2 separate regions of the Mus musculus genome follow, and region 2 is linked to region 1. A link is a loop called in an ENCODE intact Hi-C map of the cell type or tissue named here. Cell type or tissue: heart. All regions are shown on one strand. Links, peaks and the distances in the headings refer to the core of each region. The heading gives the core; the rest is flanking DNA. Region 1 holds the start of Ylpm1 (YLP motif containing 1). Region 2 holds the start of Abcd4 (ATP-binding cassette, sub-family D (ALD), member 4).

What was found. Peaks named below come from ENCODE experiments on the same cell type or tissue, not always from the same donor. Only the 100,000 strongest peaks of a DNase experiment are listed, where the experiment ranks them.
Region 2: it touches region 1 in a loop (2.9-fold over the local background); 3 of 42 quality-filtered maps call a loop at or near these places.

What each region holds. Positions count from the first base shown.
Region 1 is chr12:84,991,601-85,001,073 of GRCm38, forward strand. Ylpm1 (YLP motif containing 1) reads left to right here and starts at 4,721. Exons shown (of 21, transcript NM_178363.4): 1 at 4,721-5,756. The coding sequence starts at 4,890. In heart, for the core only: a CTCF peak has its summit at 4,626; a DNase peak (open chromatin) is centred at 4,681; H3K4me3 peaks cover 1,561 bases; H3K27ac peaks cover 1,646 bases.
Region 2 is chr12:84,612,592-84,622,064 of GRCm38, forward strand. Abcd4 (ATP-binding cassette, sub-family D (ALD), member 4) reads right to left here and starts at 4,875. Exons shown (of 19, transcript NM_008992.2): 1 at 4,692-4,875; 2 at 2,735-2,853; 3 at 2,486-2,613; 4 at 1,314-1,453; 5 at 189-305. The coding sequence starts at 4,729. In heart, for the core only: a CTCF peak has its summit at 4,947; a DNase peak (open chromatin) is centred at 4,850; H3K4me3 peaks cover 1,444 bases; H3K27ac peaks cover 1,271 bases.

The DNA.
Region 1 (9,473 bases), core at 3,066-5,565:
TTCTGCCCAGAGACACTGTTGCTTTGGGCCTGTGGCAGCACTGTATGTCAAGAGTGTGATATTATGGTAATTTCTTACCCCAATAAGCCCGTATAAAAACCACACAACCCAGTTTTTATATTTATAAGCTATATGCCTAGATTGAGCAGATCTATCACTATACTAATCTATTCCCCAGCTATGAGATTCCTTGTTCTTTGGCTTCTACAGGCCATGTGGTTCTCCTCCATTTTCCTTCCACCTCTTCTTCTTCCATTCTCTGCGACCTCCCATCCCACCTTTCCCCTCCATTGCCCTATCATCGCCTCTAGCCTTTATTTGACCAGACAGAATAGGGAGAAGTTTCCATGAGATCACCTGAGTGCGTCATCCACTCCTCATCAGGGGCAACCCCTCTTATGGAAGCAGAATTAACATCAAAAATAAAAACAGCACCAGGGCAACCCACATTTCCCCCTTTTAATCCAGTTAAAAGTCTCTTCTCTCAGATATAAATGGAGCATAACCATAACAATTATGTAAGTTATAAAGTGTGATGTGCAATTAACATCTAGTCCATCAATTTGTCAATTAAAGTACTCTACCACCGATCTTAACTAAAGGGCTTACAATTCTACATCAGAGTTATGTTCTGATTTTAGCTTGCATTACTATCTGAAAAACATCCTTTCAACTCTGTATCATATCTCTCAATGCTAAACAACTTAAATTTGCTTATGAGACTATAACTAGTCTTCAACCCTGTCAGAAATCTGAGAACAAATTAAATACTACCTGAGTATATAGGAAGCACAAACATAGCTTTTTAAAACTTAAATGAATTGTAGAGACAGCTGACTACCTGGACATCCCCTAATTTCTTATAACATTAGAGAATCTATCTTCAGCCTTCTGACCCAGAACCATCTGTCAGACCTTATGTGAAGCAGGAAATAAAAAGGACTAGCTTACTCTCTGTCTTGGCAGAGCTTAGCAGTCAACTATCCCATATCTGTTTGTCCATTTTGGACAGTATTTTGTCTGCAGATGATATAGACAATTCCTGCCAAGGGGCTACCTTGCCATGATAAGTAACCTTGCCTGAAGGTAAAGCTGCTGCTCAATATCTTCTTGGAGCCATGAGGGGGGAGCTGTCAGGAGCAGACATGTCTCTAGTCAAATTTTCTAAAAATAATGAAATGATTAAATGTCATATTCTGTTGATTTCTGATATTTTTGAAGACTAACTATGTAAAATATCTCTGAACTGTTAACCTCAATTACTCTTAGCCATTTCTATTTGCGTACATGGAAACACTCTATTATAATTAGATCTGAATCTAACATAACCATGAGTTTATTTATTTTTTTTAAAGATTTATTTATTTATTATATGTAAGTACACTGTAGCTGTCTTCAGACACTCCAGAAGAAGGAGTCAGATCTCGTTACGGATGGTTGTGAGCCACCATGTGGTTGCTAGGATTTGAACTCCTGACCTTTGGAAGAGCAGTCGGGTGCTCTTACCCACTGAGCCATCTCACCAACCCCAACCATGAGTTTATTATCTGGCCCTTAACTTGTGTTACTTAATCATCCTAAACAGTTTGTAACAGCAGCTATTAGAAGGACTGGGTCAAAGCCTTGTATTCCTAAATGATTTGCATAGGCACAATGCCTATCTAAGGGGAACAATATTAATTTCAAATTTTGTATCAATGTAAGAAATCCACATCAATAAAAACCTTAAACTTGTATCGATCTATAAATTTTATAACAATGTAAAAATTATAACTACGTGGCATAGGAGACCTGTTCATTGTGTCAGCCAAAAAGCAAAGAAAAAGGGCAGGGCAGGCTCCCAGTCTCTCCTTGGACATTTAACAGAGGATGACCTCGGACTTCTGATCCTTTTACTCCCACTTCAAGACTCCTGGGAAAGGACTATAGTTGTGTGCCACCACACCCAGTTTTATGTAATGCTGAGGAACTGAACCCAGTAGATAAGCACTCTACCAACTAAAGTACATCCCAAGCTGTTGGGCATTGAACAGATGAGATTGAAACATTCCATCTCTCAGGAAACTCTTTCAGACAGAAGGTAAACTACACAAAATAGCTTCAGGAAGTCCCTGAAACTGACCAGGTTCACTAGGCTCCTCCCTCCCAAGAGTAAACAGGAAGACTTCCTAGAGTCACTCTCAGACAAGCCTAGATAAGCCTGGCCACAAAGAAGACTCTTAGACAAAAGAAGAAGCCTGAAAGAAGCAGAAACCAGCTAAAATGTCTGGAAGAGGTATAAACGTGTTGGAGGTTGACACTCTCCAGGCTGTGCAGTAGGCTCTAGGTTTCCAGCTTTGGGGAGCTGTCACCCATGCTGGGTGGGCTTTGGTGATACAGGTGTCTTTGAGCCATTTCTGCTCTTGATATTCCTTAACCATATTTCTTTAAGTAACTCTAATAAAACTCATTTGATTGGACTTTGGTGGTATCCACACTTTGGTCTCTTGTGGGCTCCCTCTCTGTGCTGAGTAGATGTGTATTGTTTCCCTTTGGGACAAGTTCCATCAGATAACACATGGCTCTTTCTTGATCTGGGACAAATATGCTTGGGTTGTGAAAACTCATTATGTTTTATACTTGTGTGATGGTTTGTCTTGCGCGCGCCGGACTCGACCAGCAAGAACGACGCTGCAACAGGATCCTTCTGCACACGTTTATTGGGAGAGCTTGATTGCAGAGGCGAAGAGACCCTGAGCCCAGAACTGGTGCTGCTTATATAGGCCTAGGAGAGGCGTGTCTCACACCCGGATTGGTTATGCACTATGCCTCATTTGCATGTTCCTCATCTGATTGGCTACTCTCTCTCTCTGTACCTCACAGAGCCTCATTATCATACCTCATTTGCATGTCTCACATCTGATTGGTTATACTCTCAAAGCCTAATTATCATGCCCGGGCCAGGCAGTGTTTTTGCAAAAAACTTTACTGCATATGTACACATTGGTTGTTTGTCCAAACTTATGCGTGGTGGCCAGCAGTAGTCAGTGCCACTCTGCAACGGCACATGTGGCTTCCCACAGTTTGTATATGCTCGGCCTAGGGAGTGGCACTATTAGAAGGTGTGGCCCTGTTGGAGTAGGTGTGGCCCAGTTGGTGGAGGTGTGACCTTGTTGGAGAAGGTGTTTAAGATCCTCTTTCTAGCTGCCTAGAAGTCAGTATTCTGCTAGCAGCCTTCAGATGAAGATGTTGAACTCTCAGCTCTTCCTGTACCATACCTGCCTGGATGTTAGCCTCTGAACCTGTAACCCAGCCCCAGTTAAATGTTTTTTTATAAGAGTTGCCTTGGTCATGGTGTCTGTTCACAGCAGAAAAACCCTAACTAATACAACTTATGACATGCAATTTTATGTATTTCTATGCTGCTTCAATAAGACACTGAAAGAAGGAATCCCTAGCCCCGCATCTACTACTCATAGTTACCCAAGACAGGTAATGATCTGGTTGCTAGGAAAAAAGAGCAAGGTCACATCTTCAAATTGACATGCTGATACAGTTAAGAGTCTTCAAATTAAGCATGGTTTTTCTCTCCCCTTCCTTCCTTCTTTCCTTCCTTCTGTCCTTCCTTTCCCAGAATTCAGTGTACTACTTCTGATGTTCAGTAATCACCCAAACCAATGGAAGTCTTTAATATTTTGCTGCTAGGGTTCAGGAAATCAGCTTTTAAGTTACCCTTCTCTGACTTTTCTTAGGTTTTTTTTTTTTTTTTTTTTTTTTTTTTTTTTTGGGTTTTCGAGACAGGGTTTCTCTGTATAGCACTGGCTGTCCTGGAACTCACTTTGTAGGCCAGGCTAGCCTCGAAATCAGAAATCTGCCTGCCTCTGCCTCCCGAGTGCGGGATTAAAGGCGTTCACCACCATGCCCGGCTGACTTTTCTTAGGTTTAAGGATTCTCCAACAGGGACATCGTCCGAGTTAAAACCTGGGTTTGATGGTACTTGGAAGGCAGAGGCAGGAAGATCTCTGTGAGTTCAAGGCCAGCCTGGTCACAAAGCGAGTTCCAGGACAGCCAGGGGGTTCATACAGAAAAACCCTGTCTTGAAAAAGCAAAAAAATTTTAAGGGTGGTGGGGTGGGTGGTGGGTGGGGAGGAAACCAATCTAAACAATTCAATTCCTTTTACAGTACCTGTAGGAAAGAATCAGGGCCATTTTCACTTTCCTTCTCCAGAATCCATTTTTCATTCTTCCTATCATTGTCCCCTGTCAGGCTGTGGGTTGACTGAGTTAAATCAGTTTAACTTGGAAGAACTGTCATTTTTACAAAGCTCCCTCTTTTTTACTTAGGACTATGGTAAGCCTCTTCGTGAGTTCAAGTTTAATTTTTATTCTCAGGTAGGATTCTGCAGTTTTCTTCATATAATGTCTAGATTTTTCTTAGTAGAGTTATTACTTGTTTTATGTTCTTGTTGCTACTGTGAATGGAATCTTTCCTCCCCCCTCCCCACCCCCCCATTCAAAACTAAACCCATAGGGCGTTAGGATCTCTATCACTCCTTTCGGCTGTGAGACTCTATGGTTTTCTTGGTTCTATGACAACATTCTATTACCGCCTACATTTTCCGAACCCGAAGGAAGGCGGCAACAGCGAGTACCTGCGCCAAGGTTCCCTCTATCTGGCCTTTGTTCTCCGCTCGATGGTACTGCGCATGCGTAGTTGCCTCAGCACGGTCCCCGCCTTCCCGACCGCGGGCCCAGCTCCGTAGCGCCGGCGCACTGGCGCGCTCCGTTCACACGCTCCGCGGCCTGTAAGGCACCGCGAGTTCCGGCTGTCGCCGTCACCGCCGCGGCTCCTGGAGGTCGGTTGCGACGAGTAACGGCGCCGGGACGAGCCCCGCGCCTTCGTTTCCTATATGTATCCGAATTGGGGCCGGTATGGCGGGAGCAGCCACTATCCGCCGCCGCCGGTGCCGCCGCCGCCGCCACCGGTGGCGCTTCCCGAGGCCTCGCCGGGGCCCGGGTACTCCAGTTCGACGGCTCCCGCGGCCCCTTCCTCTTCAGGCTTCATGAGCTTCCGAGAGCAACACTTGGCGCAGCTCCAGCAGCTGCAGCAGATGCACCAGAAGCAAATGCAGTGCGTGCTCCAACCCCACCATCTTCCTCCGCCCCCGCTGCCACCCCCGCCGGTGATGCCCGGGGGCGGCTACGGAGACTGGCAGCCGCCTCCGCCACCGATGCCCCCGCCACCTGGACCAGCCCTCAGTTATCAGAAGCAGCAGCAGTACAAACACCAGATGATCCACCACCAACGAGATGGGCCTCCGGGTTTGGTTCCAATGGAGCTGGAGTCCCCTCCTGAATCTCCCCCTGTACCTCCAGGATCCTACATGCCCCCATCCCAGTCGTACATGCCTCCACCTCAGCCACCACCCTCGTACTATCCCCCTTCCTCCGCTCAGCCCTACCTGCCTCCTGCTCAGCCATCCCCTTCACAGTCTCCACCTTCCCAGTCCTATCTGGCGCCCACTCCTTCTTATTCTTCCTCGTCCTCCTCACAATCATATTTGAGCCATTCCCAGCCCTACTTACCCCCTTCTCAGGCCTCTCCTTCCCGCTCCTCCCAGGGCCCTTCTAAACCCCAGCTACCACCACCACCGTCCATCCCTTCTGGGAATAAAACAGCTATCCAGCAAGAGCCTTTGGAGAGTGGGGCCAAGAACAAGACTGCTGAACAGAAGCAAGCTGCTCCTGAACCAGATCCCTCTACAATGACTCCACAGGTAAGCACTGTGTCACATCTTTCATTTAGGCTTTACGTGAGCAGGTCTTGGGCTTTAACCAGCTAATGCCTATCGTAATTCCAACAGCCAACGACTAGCCCATTCATACTCCAAAGATCCCCTAAGAGTCAGCCCTGAAAGCCAGGTTTTAAATTGACCATAGATTACCAAAAGAAGAGTAAAGATAAGACTAGGCACTTGAAGTTGTAGTAGGTTGGCACTAGATTTATTTCTCAAATGTATGCCTTAGTTTTCTTTGACCAGCATTCAGTATTTATTGTTGCACAGAGCTTTGTTTTAATTTTTTTTTAAACTAAGATTTTCATGGGGAGGCAGTATAAAAGAAAATTCTTAAAGGACTGATGTTTAAATACATGTAAATATTGACCAGTTAATTTCTTAGGACCAGCAAAATATGCAGGGGCCAGAGATAGCTGTCTGTTTCCAGAAGTGGGTTCTCAGCACATAAAAGATGGAAGTCTCATCATGACATCCTAACTGATGTTGTGAGTTCATGTGGACTCCATAGGCCTCTAGAGACTTGATCCTTGGAGAATCTGTTGTTATATTTCAAAACCATCTCCTAAGGATAATTTTGCCGCATGGTGAATTTGCTACATTTCATTATTATTACCATTTACTTGAAAATAATAGCCTTGGAATTTGGCTGAGGTTTTGAAAAGAAAGTTTTGTGATGGCTGCTCCTGTGAGAGCCATCCCAAAACTTTTTGACAATCTGTTTTGAAGATGTTGCATTCCACAGACCAGTAAGAGGATGACAGGGTTGCAGGAACATAGAAGTTGGGCATGGAAACCTGTGCCTCCATCCAGTATTTGGTCAACAGAAGCCAGAGGATGGGAGAGTTTGAAGCCAGCCTGGGCTACATAGTGAGACCCTGTATCAAAAATAAATAAGTAGGAATAGATCATCTATTGTGACTATTTGACCTCATCTACCTTAAATTCACTAAGAATCTTATGATATTCAAGCTCAGGGTAATGTATAAGATTCCAAAAGGTAATTGTTTATTATTGTAGTTCAGTATTTAAGAGAAGCAGGGTCTGCACAGGAGACACTCACAGGACGGTAGAATAAGTGATTTTGCTGTCTTATACCAAAGTTACATCAGCTCATGAGGATTATTTCCTCCAGTTGCCCAGTTCCTTCAAGCTAAACTATGACCTCAGTCTGACTTTTTCTGGGCATGTAGAGAAACACATGAGTTACATAGTTGACTTGTTGTGCTTGGGATTGAACTTGGTGCCTTGGGTATGCTAGTCAAGTGCTCTATCATTCAGCTACACCCTCAGCTTTGGCTTTTAAAAAGAAGAATGTGCATACCAGACTATCTTAATATAAGTACTCACTAGGAACAAATACTGCTTTTGTTTTTCTGCCTCATCTGAAATGAACTTCTTTCAGTGTTTTGAACATGTAGTGCTTTTGATTCTTGCTGAAAGATAGAAAGTAACAGCAGGGTGAAGCTTGGGGTCTGGGTGTACACCAGATCAAGAAGAGCCTTGCCCATGACTATAGAGCTCATTGGTGGAGTGCTTGCTTAGTATCCCCAAAGCCCTGGATTATATTCCTAGCACTGCATAAACTGGGCATCGTGATACAAACACCTGCAGTCCCTAGCACTGGTGGCAGAGGCAGGAGATCGGGAGTTCAAGGCCATCCAGATGCTACTGGAATTCAAAGCCAGCTGGGAATACAGAAGGAGGAAATGAAATGGGGCTTTGCATGCCCTTTATTTTTAACTTTATGGAGTTTATCCCAATGTCCTTAACTTCTCTCTCACCTTTAAATGGAATACTTTCAAAGCACATCTCAAAATTCAGTCTCCATGAGCCATACATGCAAATCACTCATGTGATTTGGTGATGTTTGTCTTCTTAATGCTCTGCAGCACCTAGGACAGTGCCTTGCAAGTTGTAGAACCACTATAAAGATTTGTTGTGTAAGATTCAAGAGTTATCATTCTTTACACCTAAGGTACTTGCTTTACTAGATGATAAACATTGTATATCCTTCTGTATGTTTTCATTCATATTTTAGATTTGGAAAATGTTATTAAATTTATTATTATATATGATGGGAGTGTGGGCCTGCTGCACATGTACATGACATGGCTCAGTGTGCATATGGAGGTCAGGAGGTGGGAGGACAACTTCTGGGAGCTAGTTGGTGTTCAGGGTATTGTATTAAAAAATGTATGGTGAAAGATTTAAGCATTAAGTAGAGAAAATATCATGAACATAATTTTAAATATTTTAAAGCAAATCTTACATCTTCTGTCCTTCACTCATGTTTTTTTTTTTTCATTTTTTTATTAGATATTTTCTTCATTTACATTTCAAATGTTATCCCGGAAGTCCCCTATATGTTTTGGGGTTTTTCCCCTTTTTTGTACTGGAATCAAGCCACAAGGCCTTGTGCGTGCTAGTTAAGTAGTCTGCAAAGCTACATCCTCCTCTCCAGTGTTCTACATTCTTAATTAGGTTCTTAGTTGGTTTTCTTAAAAGCATTTTTTTCTATTACATTTTATCATTTACTGGGTGTGAGTGGCAGGGGTGGGTGGGGTGCAAGTGCCACTGTGTACATATGGAAGTCAGAGGACAGCCTGTGGTTGTCAGGCTCTCTCAGATGTCTTGGTCTTTGCAACAAGTAACTTAACTGCTAAGCCATCTCTAGAGCCTCAGTTACCTAGTTTTAAAAAGAAAGAAAAGAACGAGGGTGGGAGTGACCTTTCATGTCTTAAAAAATAAAACGCAGAGCCGGGCATGGTGGTGCACGCCTTTAATCCCAGCACTCGGGAGGCAGAGGCAGGCAGATTTCTAAGTTTGAGGCCAGCCTGGTCTACAAAGTGAGTTCCAGGACAGCCAGGGCTACACAGAGAAACCCTGTCTCGAAAAAACAAAAAAACAAAAAACAAAACAAAAAACAAACAAACAAAAAAACTGCAGCCTCAGTATGTAGCACTGGCAGCTAGAACTTGCTATGTAAACTAGGTTGGTCTCCAGCTTACAGAGATCTGTCTGCCTCTGTTTACCTAAAAGGCATGCACCACCATGCTGAGTCAAGATCTTTTTTAGACTGAGTACATTATAAAAGCTTAAGTCTTTGTATTATCTAATGCTTAGTCTCTTTAGATTTCCCTCTTGTCTCCTGTTATCAGAATTCAGAGGAATTCCTTATTAAATCCTCCAATTGTCTCAGTAATATTTTGTTGGTTTGTTCAAATTAAGATCCAACATGGGATAAGATAAATAGAAGATTCTTTTTTTTTTTTTTTTTGGTTTTTTTCGAGATAGTGTTTCTCTGTGTAGCCCTGGCTGTCCTGGAACTCACTTTGTAGACCAGGCTGGCCTCGAACTCAGAAATCTGCCTGCCTCTGCCTCCCAAGTGCTGGGATTAAAGGCGTGCGCCACCACTGCCCGGCGTAAATAGAAGATTCTTAATCGTGTAGGTTAGGGTTTCTGAGTCTGAGCACTGTAAACCTTTGGGACTTGTTATGGGATTTTTTCCCTATACATTGCAGGGTGGTTACTGATGTCTCTAACAATGGTGCCAGTAGTGCTCTCCCTGTTTTGAGAGCCAGAAATGTTTGTAGACATTGTGAGCTACACCACCATAAGTTCTGGAGGGAAGAGAGAGCCGCCTTCTTTGAGAACTCCTGATCTATATCTCTGTTTCTTGTTTCCTTTTTCCCCCTA
Region 2 (9,473 bases), core at 3,498-5,997, 380 kb before region 1:
AGGATCCGTGACAGTGATGTATCACAAGACCAGAGAGGGGGCAGGGTCATGAGCACGTGAACTAGAAGGCTCCCTGGGGTGCAGGTGGTAAAGATGAGCCTCCCTTGGACCCTGACCTGCCCTCTATGTGGGAGACTCTGGGTAAACAGCAGGCTGGGGTGGAGGGCCCCTGGAGGGAGAGGCTGCACCTTTGGAAGCACTGGTAAGTGTAGTAGGTAAGAGTGAAGGGGGAAATGATCAGCTTGCTGGTCACGCTGCTGAGCTGGCGGCAGAATCGCTCCACATCCTGGCTGATTCGCTGGTCCCTAGAGCCAACGACACAGAGGTGCTGAGCCCAGTGAGCCGGGGACTTCCACTTCTAATCTTGACTTAGGTGGACCCAGACAAATAGGCCTTAGGCTCCAACCAGGAATCTAGAGAATTGTCTCAATTTACCCTACAGGGGGTGGGGCAGGGGTAAACACCAGAAGACCCAAGGGCCTGAGTCAGCTCTGCACAGAGCCAAAGGAAAAACAGAGGGTAGAGCTGTCTTTCTGGATGGTCAGGGACACGGTCTCCTTAATCTCAACCCCCACCTCCCTATGGACCCGAGACTCCTCCAGGTCAGGGTCTGGTGGTGAAAGTTTCACCAGGGCCGAGTCATAATGAAAAAGCCATCTTCTAAGGACTTTCACTGGGAAACTATGCTTGAGCTGAAAAGTTACCACAGGCAGGCAACAAAGTAGCTGCTGTGCTGTGATGAGCAGGAAGGGGAGGCCTAAATGTGAAGGAGAGATCCCTCAAGTCCCACCTCAGCACCAGGGCCTCCCTCAGACAGGCTGCTTGCAATCCCTCCCCTCTAAAATGGCAGCTGACCACAAAGCTAATGTCACTACACTGTGCCCGACAGGGACAGTGTTTCATCCTCACTACATCCTTTGAGGCAGGAACTCTTATGGTCTTCATTGTACAGAAGATGTGTTGGGGCTTACTGAATGAGCTAGAGGCAGGGATCTGAATCCCAGACAGCAATAGCAATTTTCATTTTCTTCTCTGCTGCACAGCCAAGAAGCTGTTACCTGGCAAGGATGCTCTCTTCATTTGCCTCATCTCAACTCAAGACAGGAAATGGACTAAAGAGAACTACTCCCAGCCGTTTCCCTCTAGCTCCCCAGTCTCTCTAGCTCCACGGTCTCTCAGAACACCCTCCCTTCACAGCTCAGAGCAGCAACACTGGCCTCCTGCAGAAGAGTGTGGTCGGGAGTGCGGGGGGCCTAAGCTGCTTGGATGGGGAGCCCAGGAGGGAGGCAGCAGGGACGGAGAGGGATGCCTACGGATTATCAATGTCGTCCCGCAGCACGTTGAGGGTGTAGTACACGCGGGCCCGGAAGTACAGGTGGTGCAGGTGCTCCGTGAGGTCCTTCCTCCAGCTCACGTACAGCAGGTTGCAGGTGAACTGGTCAAAGCTCTTCAGCTGTGCATGAGGGAGGCAGGGGAGAGGGAGAGGAGGAAGAGATGGCTTCCTGCGAGTCTGGGTTCGAAACTCAGAGCTGGCAGGAGCTTCTGCTGAAGGGGCTGAATCCACAGTGATCACGTCAGCGCACTTTCCTTTTAAGGCTTTGGATCACGTGACCGCACTTTCCCCATTTGTTCACGTGCCTATTCCTTCAACAATCTCAAAGAGCTTACAGAAAGCAAACGCCTCAAGTCCTTTCCTGCAATGAACATCTCATACTGAGTGCAGGGGAGCTGCTGGGGACAGGGAACCCTAGCACACATTACGACACGAAAGGGCAATCCCCAAGAAACTGCCAGGCAGGCCTGAGAGAGGACATCAGGCTGGGTCTTGGTAGAGCCCTGCCTCATCACCTGCCATTTTCTGAAGAGCCATCATGCTAAGCACAAGGGAAAGGACAAGGCGTTCACAATCCAGCCAATGAGCAGCTGGTAGCAAAGGTGTAAGGGGTGCGACAGCTGTCTCCCTGAGGAGCAAGTACCCACAGAGAAAGGCTTGAATTTGATGGAGGAAACACAAAGGAAATTAAGGAGGACTCAAGAGAGGTGCCAATGAAGGTATCTTGAAAAAAAAGGAGGCTGTTGCCAACTCGAGTAGTGGAAGGCGCTACTGGACAAGAGGAAACAGGCGAGAGGGCGGGAGGTGTGACTCCAGGCTGAGTCACAGCTCAGCTGCCAGAGAAGTAAGAGCTCTCTGGCTGCGGATCCTGGTGTGAAAGTGTTCTGAGCTCCCTGAAGTGAGAGTTCTGGGAGAGGAAGGGACCTTGCCTGTTTCTACTGAACGTTAAACCAGAAAGTTTATCCCAACAAAGCCAATAGTAAGATCAAGGCCCTGCCTCGGGACCTGACCTTCAGGGGAAACATGGCTCTAATTCCCAGAAAGGGGCAGAAAAAGACCCAGAGCTCGGTCCCTGCTTCCTGAACACTCAGTCCCGCCAGGTATCCTACTAGACTGGAGAAAGGGGGCCACAGGGGAAAGGAGAGTCCTTACGGTGGAGTTGAGGACAATAAGTGTCACGGCCAGCAAGGTCAGTGCCTTAAATCCATCCAGGTCTTTGTTTCCCAAGACTCCATAATACTGACTGGGGATCAAGCCAACTTGGTAGATCACCAGTTGCTCTGTGGGGAGGGAGAGGAGGCGGAAGTCAAAGGGGAAAGGAAGACACTCCCTCCTGTTAGAGACAGGGAAAGGAACCCCAAAGCCCGGTTCTTCCCTATTGCCCAAAGCCCATTCACTCACCCAGGAGGGTCACGCACAAGAGCGTCATGAACATTAAGACATTCTGTGATGACCAAGAAGGAAAGAAAACCTTCTGTATCCTCACGAACCTCTGGACAAGTTGCAGATCTAATCTGGGCCTGCAGAAGTCAGGACAGAGGATAGCTGAGCCTTACAGAAGGTAGTGAGCTTAGCCTTACTATTATTCATAGGGTCCAGGCTTTGCACACACAAACAAAAGACTTATGAATGCTGAAGATGGTAGAATACAGAATGCTTGTGGGAAAAAGTATATTACTAACCTACCAGAAGCAAATGTAAAAAAATAAATAAATAAATAAATTAGTGAAGATACCTTAATAATGATGAATAAAGTAGGAAGACATTTCTCAAATAAGACCCCAAACCTACAAACTATACAGGGTAAAACTGGTGGGCTTGATTTAGACTTACGTATTTTATTTAACACAGTACCACAGACTTTGGTGAGATGAGAGAAGGTATTTGCAGAATGAAATTGATAAGGAGTTACAAGCTGGAACATGCAAGGAATCTCCGCATGTCAAGGTGTTTCTTTCTTTCTTGGTCTTTTAAGACACAGTGTCTCTGTGTAGCCTTGACTGTCCTGGAACTTGCTCTGTAGACCAGGCTGGCCTCAGACTCACAGAGATCTGACTGCCATCTGCCTCCCATGTGTTGGACTTAAAGGCGTGCGCCAACACGTGATGTACCCAGCACATCAGGATATTTCATAGGAAAGTGAGGAGAGGATATAAGCAGGCAGTCTATGAAAGGGACAATCCACGAGCCTAATAAATGTACTAAGTTAGCACAGTGTAGTTGACAAGATGGCTCAGCCAGCAAAAGGTCCAAGTGTTTGTCGCCAAGATCTGAATTCCAGCCCCAGATCCCACTGCGGAAAAAACCAACTCCAAAACCTGTTCCCTGATCTCCATTCCTGTGTCATGGCACACATATCACACGTGCATGTGCATGCGCCCCCCCCCAATAAAATAAAAATAAAGTTATTACAATAGGATACCATCTTACAGGGCTGGAGGGATGACTCAGCAGTTAAGAGCACTGACTGTTCTTCTGAAGGTCCTGAGTTCAAATCCCAGCAACCACATGGTGGCTCATAACCATTCGGTAATGATATCTGCCCTTTTCTGAGGTGTCTGAAGACAGCTACAGTGTACTTACATATTATAAATAAATAAACCTTTAAAAAATACCATCTTACATACATCATTTAGATACATATTAGGAAAAATAAACTAAACAATACCAAATATGGGGATGGTTATAAGGGACACTAGAACCTTTATATATTGCTGTCAGGAACTATAAATTGGACGCGACCACCCCAAAACATTATAGAATTAAGTATGGCTCAGCATTCTATCCTGAGGTGGATAACTTAAAGAGAAACCATCAGTATCTATCTATCAAGAGACAATTGCCAGGATATTCATTACGGTGTACTTTGTGGTGCTTGAAATACTGGAAGTAATCCAGGCATCCTTTACTAGGGAAATAGAATCTATCCAGGGTGACGCTGAGCACCATTCAGGAGTGAAAAGTCATATAGCATGGATGACCTAAAAAACCCAATGCTCAGTTTAAAAACTTCTCTCTTTTAAAAAATCACAACATGATTCATGAATCCAAAGTCAACATATATTTTAAGGTAACAGGATAATTTAAGTAAGAGGGTCTGAAAAAAATTAATGCAAAGGAGGGTGTGCCAAGAGCAGATCGGAATTGAGAACGAAAACTAAGGGAGGAAGATGCCAAAAGAGGGGGGTCCGCAGTACCTAGAGTGAGGCAGCGTCAACTCCATTCTGTGCAGCCAGGGTTCCAAATAGCCCAAACTGAAGGAAAGTTGCAAGGAAGGACCCGCAGGGGAGCAGCCCCTTCCCCACTGCCCAGGCAGTGCGTCCCTGACAACCCGGCCGTCCTCACTAGCCCTGCTCACCTGGCACCAGCTCGGGCCGTGGGTCCCGGGACCGCCATGACCCGGGATGCAAGCGACGAGGCGACCGAGCAAGCCCGGTGTCCTCCCCGGGCAGAGTCCTCAGAGCTCGGGGCCCCGCCCTAGGAGGAAAGGGGTGGGACTCTGGCGACCACAGAGACGCGCTAGATAGAGAAGACGGCTCCGGCGCTGTGGCCGTTCCCGGAAGCGCAGCCTTTCCTGAAGAACAAGAGAGTAGCAAGAGGTTATAGAGCTGGCCGGGTGGCCAGAGCGTCCCCTGTGGGGCTGGGAGGTTTCTTTTGCCAACTGGTAGTTCCGAGTGTAACTTTCTCCCAGAGAAGACAGCGTGATCTGTTTTTTAAAAAATTAATTAATTTAAAAAATACATATTTATTTAGTGAGCTATGTGTGTGTTCACGCGAACTGTGAACCAGGGCGTAAGTGTCAGAGAACAACTTTGAGGAGTCAATTTTCTCCTTCCATCATGAGGGCTCCCGAGGAGCCAACTCAGGTTGTCAGGATTGGCGAGAAAAGCCTTCATCGGGTGAGCTGGCTCCCTGGTCCCAGCACGATTTACAAGATTTTCTTGAAAATGTATTTTATGTATAGGAATGTTTTGCCTGCATGTATGAGTACCACGTGAGTGCCTGGTGCCTGCAGAGTCCAGAAGAGGGCATTGGAGTCCCTGGAACTCTAGTTACAGACCCAGGGCTTCTGAAAGAGCAGCCAGTGCTTGTAACCACAGAGCCATCTCTCCAGGACGTCCCATCTCTCCCCAGCGTGATTTTGTTTGTTTGTTTTTTGTTTGTTTTTCGAAACGGGGTTTCTCTGTGTAGCCTTGGCTGTCCTGGAACTCACTTTGTAGACCAGGCTGGCCTCGAACTCAGAAATCCGCCTGCCTCTGTCTCCCAAGTGCTGGGATTAAAGGCATGCGCCATCATGCCTGGCCAGCGTGACTTTTTTTTTTTTTAAAGATGTATTTATTATATGTAAGTACACTGTAGCTGTCTTCAGACACACCAGAAGAGGGCGTCAGATCTAGTTACGGATGGTTGTGAGCCACCATGTGGTTGCTGGGATTTGAACTCTGGACCTTTGGAAAAGCAGTCGGGTACTCTTACCCACTGAGCCATCTCACCAGCCCCAGCATGATCATTTAAGTCGGGTAGATGTGACTTAGTGGTAAACGACTTGCGTGTCATACATAAGGCCCCAGCACTACAGAAATAAACATATAAATCAGTTTTCCAGACATATATGGCAGCTCAACCCTGTAATTCTGGACCTGAGGCAGTAGAGCAGGAGGATCAAGAGTTCCAGATATGCCTCAGATACATAGAAAGCGCTGAGTTCATGATTAGCCTGGACAACAGGAGACCTGCCTCAAGGGGAAAAAAAAAAAAAAAGGGTAGAGGATCCTCACTTTACATTTGCAGTTTTCAACACTACTGATTTATAGTGGGTTTCTGGTTTGGTTTGGTTTAGATTGCAGCTGTTTTGGTTCTTTTGGTTTATTCTGTTTTTGTTTTTGTTTTTTCTTCCCGAAACAGTGTTCCACTGTGTAGCCCTGGCTGTCCTGAAACTCGCTCTCTACACCAGGCTAGCCAGGATCTCAGAGATCCACCTGCCTCTGCCTCCAAGTGCTGCGATCCTTAAACGAGAAATGTATGAAATGCTTATAGACTGACTAAAGTGCCCAATGAGAGATTCAAGGAAACAATAATGGCATTTCACATTTGCATCTAAATGTATCTTCCTAGCTCTTGATCCTTAAGGTCAACTCTGGAACAAACACTCAACAAGTCAACAAAGTAACAATTACCAGTTGTTTTCAGAGCCTTTTAGACTTGCTTAGTGGCAAGCTCAGTTATCTTTACAAAGCTTCGTGTCCATGACAAAGATACCAAACAAACAAAGCAAATAGGCTTCCCCAACTTCAACACTAATGACTGTTGCGCCTGTTGGGCCTGGCCTTTGTAGGGTGAGTTGTAGGAGACTGAGCAATGTCTCAGGACTGAGCAGCTGGAAGATGCCAGCAGAGCAGCTGTCCTTAACCCAGCCAATAAAACCATGCTGTCAAATATCCCTTAGCAGAAGGAAGGACCAAAATTCTACCCTCACTCTGCTCCCCAGAATGGAAAACAATGTTTCGGAATGATAGAGAGGGACAGCCAACTTAGGACACAGAAACAGAAGGTCCAGAAAAAACTCTGAGAGGATGGTAACCGAGATTTCTGCAGGGGGAAGAGCTTAATACTTCAGGGTACGATTTTCTAAGATTTGATTTTTAAGCAAGCAAGCAAACAAACACCAGCCAGATACATCAAGACACAAACATCGAAAATTAAACATCACTTAAAGCATGATGGAGAGATGGCTCAACAGTTAGGAACATTGGCTTCCAGAGGCCTAGGTTTGGTACCCAGTACCTTAAAGAAAGCTCATCACTGTCTCTATAACTCCAGTTTCAGGGGTATTGAGGGCTTCTTTGGCCTGGATAGGCACTTCGCAAATATGGTACACAGACATACATGCAGGTAAGACACCTAGACACACATGATAATAAATCAAATAAAAGAAAGGAACAGCAGAGGAAAGACATCTGCTTGAGCCTCCACGTATACCTACACTGGCTAGTGTATACACTCCACACATAGCACACCCAGGAACTGCCTACCAGACACGGACACACAAACACAATTGAAAGTTGCAGCCTTCATGGTAGAAATCACTCAGGACTTCCTGGCATTGGTATTGGTTGTAAGGCACTGGAGCACAAAAAGTGACAACAGCAATAAGCCATTCAGCTGATATTCGCCGAGCAAGTAGGTTCCTTGCTTTGGAAAGAATTCCCTAGTCCCAGCCCTTGGGAGGCCAAAGCAGGAAAATCACTGCCAGTTAGAGGCCAGCCTGCACTAACCAGTGAGTTCCAGGCTACAGGGACCACATCGTTAGATCCTATCTCAAAAACCAAACAAATATGGCAGGGGGCATGGCTCATCAAGTAAAGCTGACAAGCACGGAATCCGAGTTTGATTTACAACATCCACATGACAGGAGCAGACCAGCTCCTGCCGGCTGTTTAACCTCCACATTTGCATGGTGTCATGTTTACATCCACAGACATCCACACAGAAGCATGAGTGCATACGTATATGCATCCCATGTAATAGTAATTAAAAACCAAACAATCCCATGAAAGAACTCCAGTGTCCTAACACTGTGAGCTCGGGGGATCAGGAGACTTGGAACTCCTCCATATTCCATCACTGACCAGGTGGGTAGGGCTTCCAATACAATGCTGTGCGCAGTATTTGGGACATGCTATCCTAAAACATTCTGCATTGCTTATGTTCCATTTCAAATGTACTGGGTATCCTGCATTTTTCCTTAGCTCAGTCTGGAAACCTTTCAGCTGGGTGATCTTGCCCAGGCTCCACAGTCCCTTTGAACTTCTTATCTACAAAGCGGAGAAGTTGGGACATTCCTCATTGTGGTGAGAGTTAAGGAGGCTCTTCCTAGGAAGGCGATTAACACAGCAAAAGGCACATAGAGAGTGAGGATTATTCGTTATTAGGGCTCATAACTTTCATTTTTAATTTCTGTATCTCCTAGAGAAACAGAAATATATATTCTATATATTCTATCACGTTAGATTCACACCAGCTTTCCAGAAATGCATCAGTTAACAGTAAGTTATCATGAGTCTGGCCTGTCAGGCAGCTGGCTGGGAGCTTGAGTCAGTCCTGGGCCCCAAAGAGAAGATTAATGACACTAATGTATCAATCAGATGGAATTTCCTCAAGGGGGCAAAGCAGGAAAATAAAACAAACAAAAACAACAGTGTGCTTCTTTAAGAAGCCATTAGGGGGAGTGTGTGCATTTTAGACCAGACCTGGGATACCTTGCTTTCTGCTTTCCATATTTTGAGAACAAAGCAAGGCATGAGCAAGCCCTGGGAAGTGCTGGTTCCAGAAGTTAACCCAGAGCCCTGAAATGCCAAGAAAATCAGTCTGTATAAGACCATGCCTGTGGGGCATCAATGGGAAAATGGTGGGAAGAAGAGAAACCAAAGCCAAGGGTCTAAAAAGGAAAAAGACGGAGAGGTGGCGGTGCATGCCTTTAACCCCAGCCCTCAGCACTGAGAAGGCCAGTCTGGTCTACAGAGCTAATTCCAGGATAGCCAGGGCTACAAAAAGAAACCTTGGGGCAGGTGGGAGGAGGGGGCAAACAAGGGGGAAGGGAGTGATGAGTGTACTGAAAGTAAAAAAACAACAAACAAACAAACAAAAAACCCCACATTAAATTGTATAGCAAATTCCACAGTTCCAGATTTTATAAAGATTCCATCACCACTAGACCAAATACACAACACAATGAAATAAAAGCACAAAACAATGAAATCTTTTTAAAAGGGAGGAGGCAGCCAGGCATGGTGGCACATGCCTTTAATCCCAGCACTTGGGAGGCAGAGGCAGGCAGATTTCTGAGTTTGAGGCTAGCCTGGTGTACAGAGTGAGTTCCAGGACACCAGGGCTATACAGAGAAACCCTGTCTTGAAAAAAAAAAAGGGGGGGGGCTTGTTGGAAAGCCACTTGCCTCCAATGTGTGAAGCCCTGGGCTTGATCTCCCACTCTGCAGAACAGAATAAATTGAATTAATGATCTCAACTTAGGAGAGCAGGAGGCAGAGGGATCAGGAGGTCAAAGCTAAATTGGGCTCTTTATATGATGGGACTCTGGGAGCGGGGAGAGATGGCAGAGGGCTGAGAGGTTTGTGGTATAG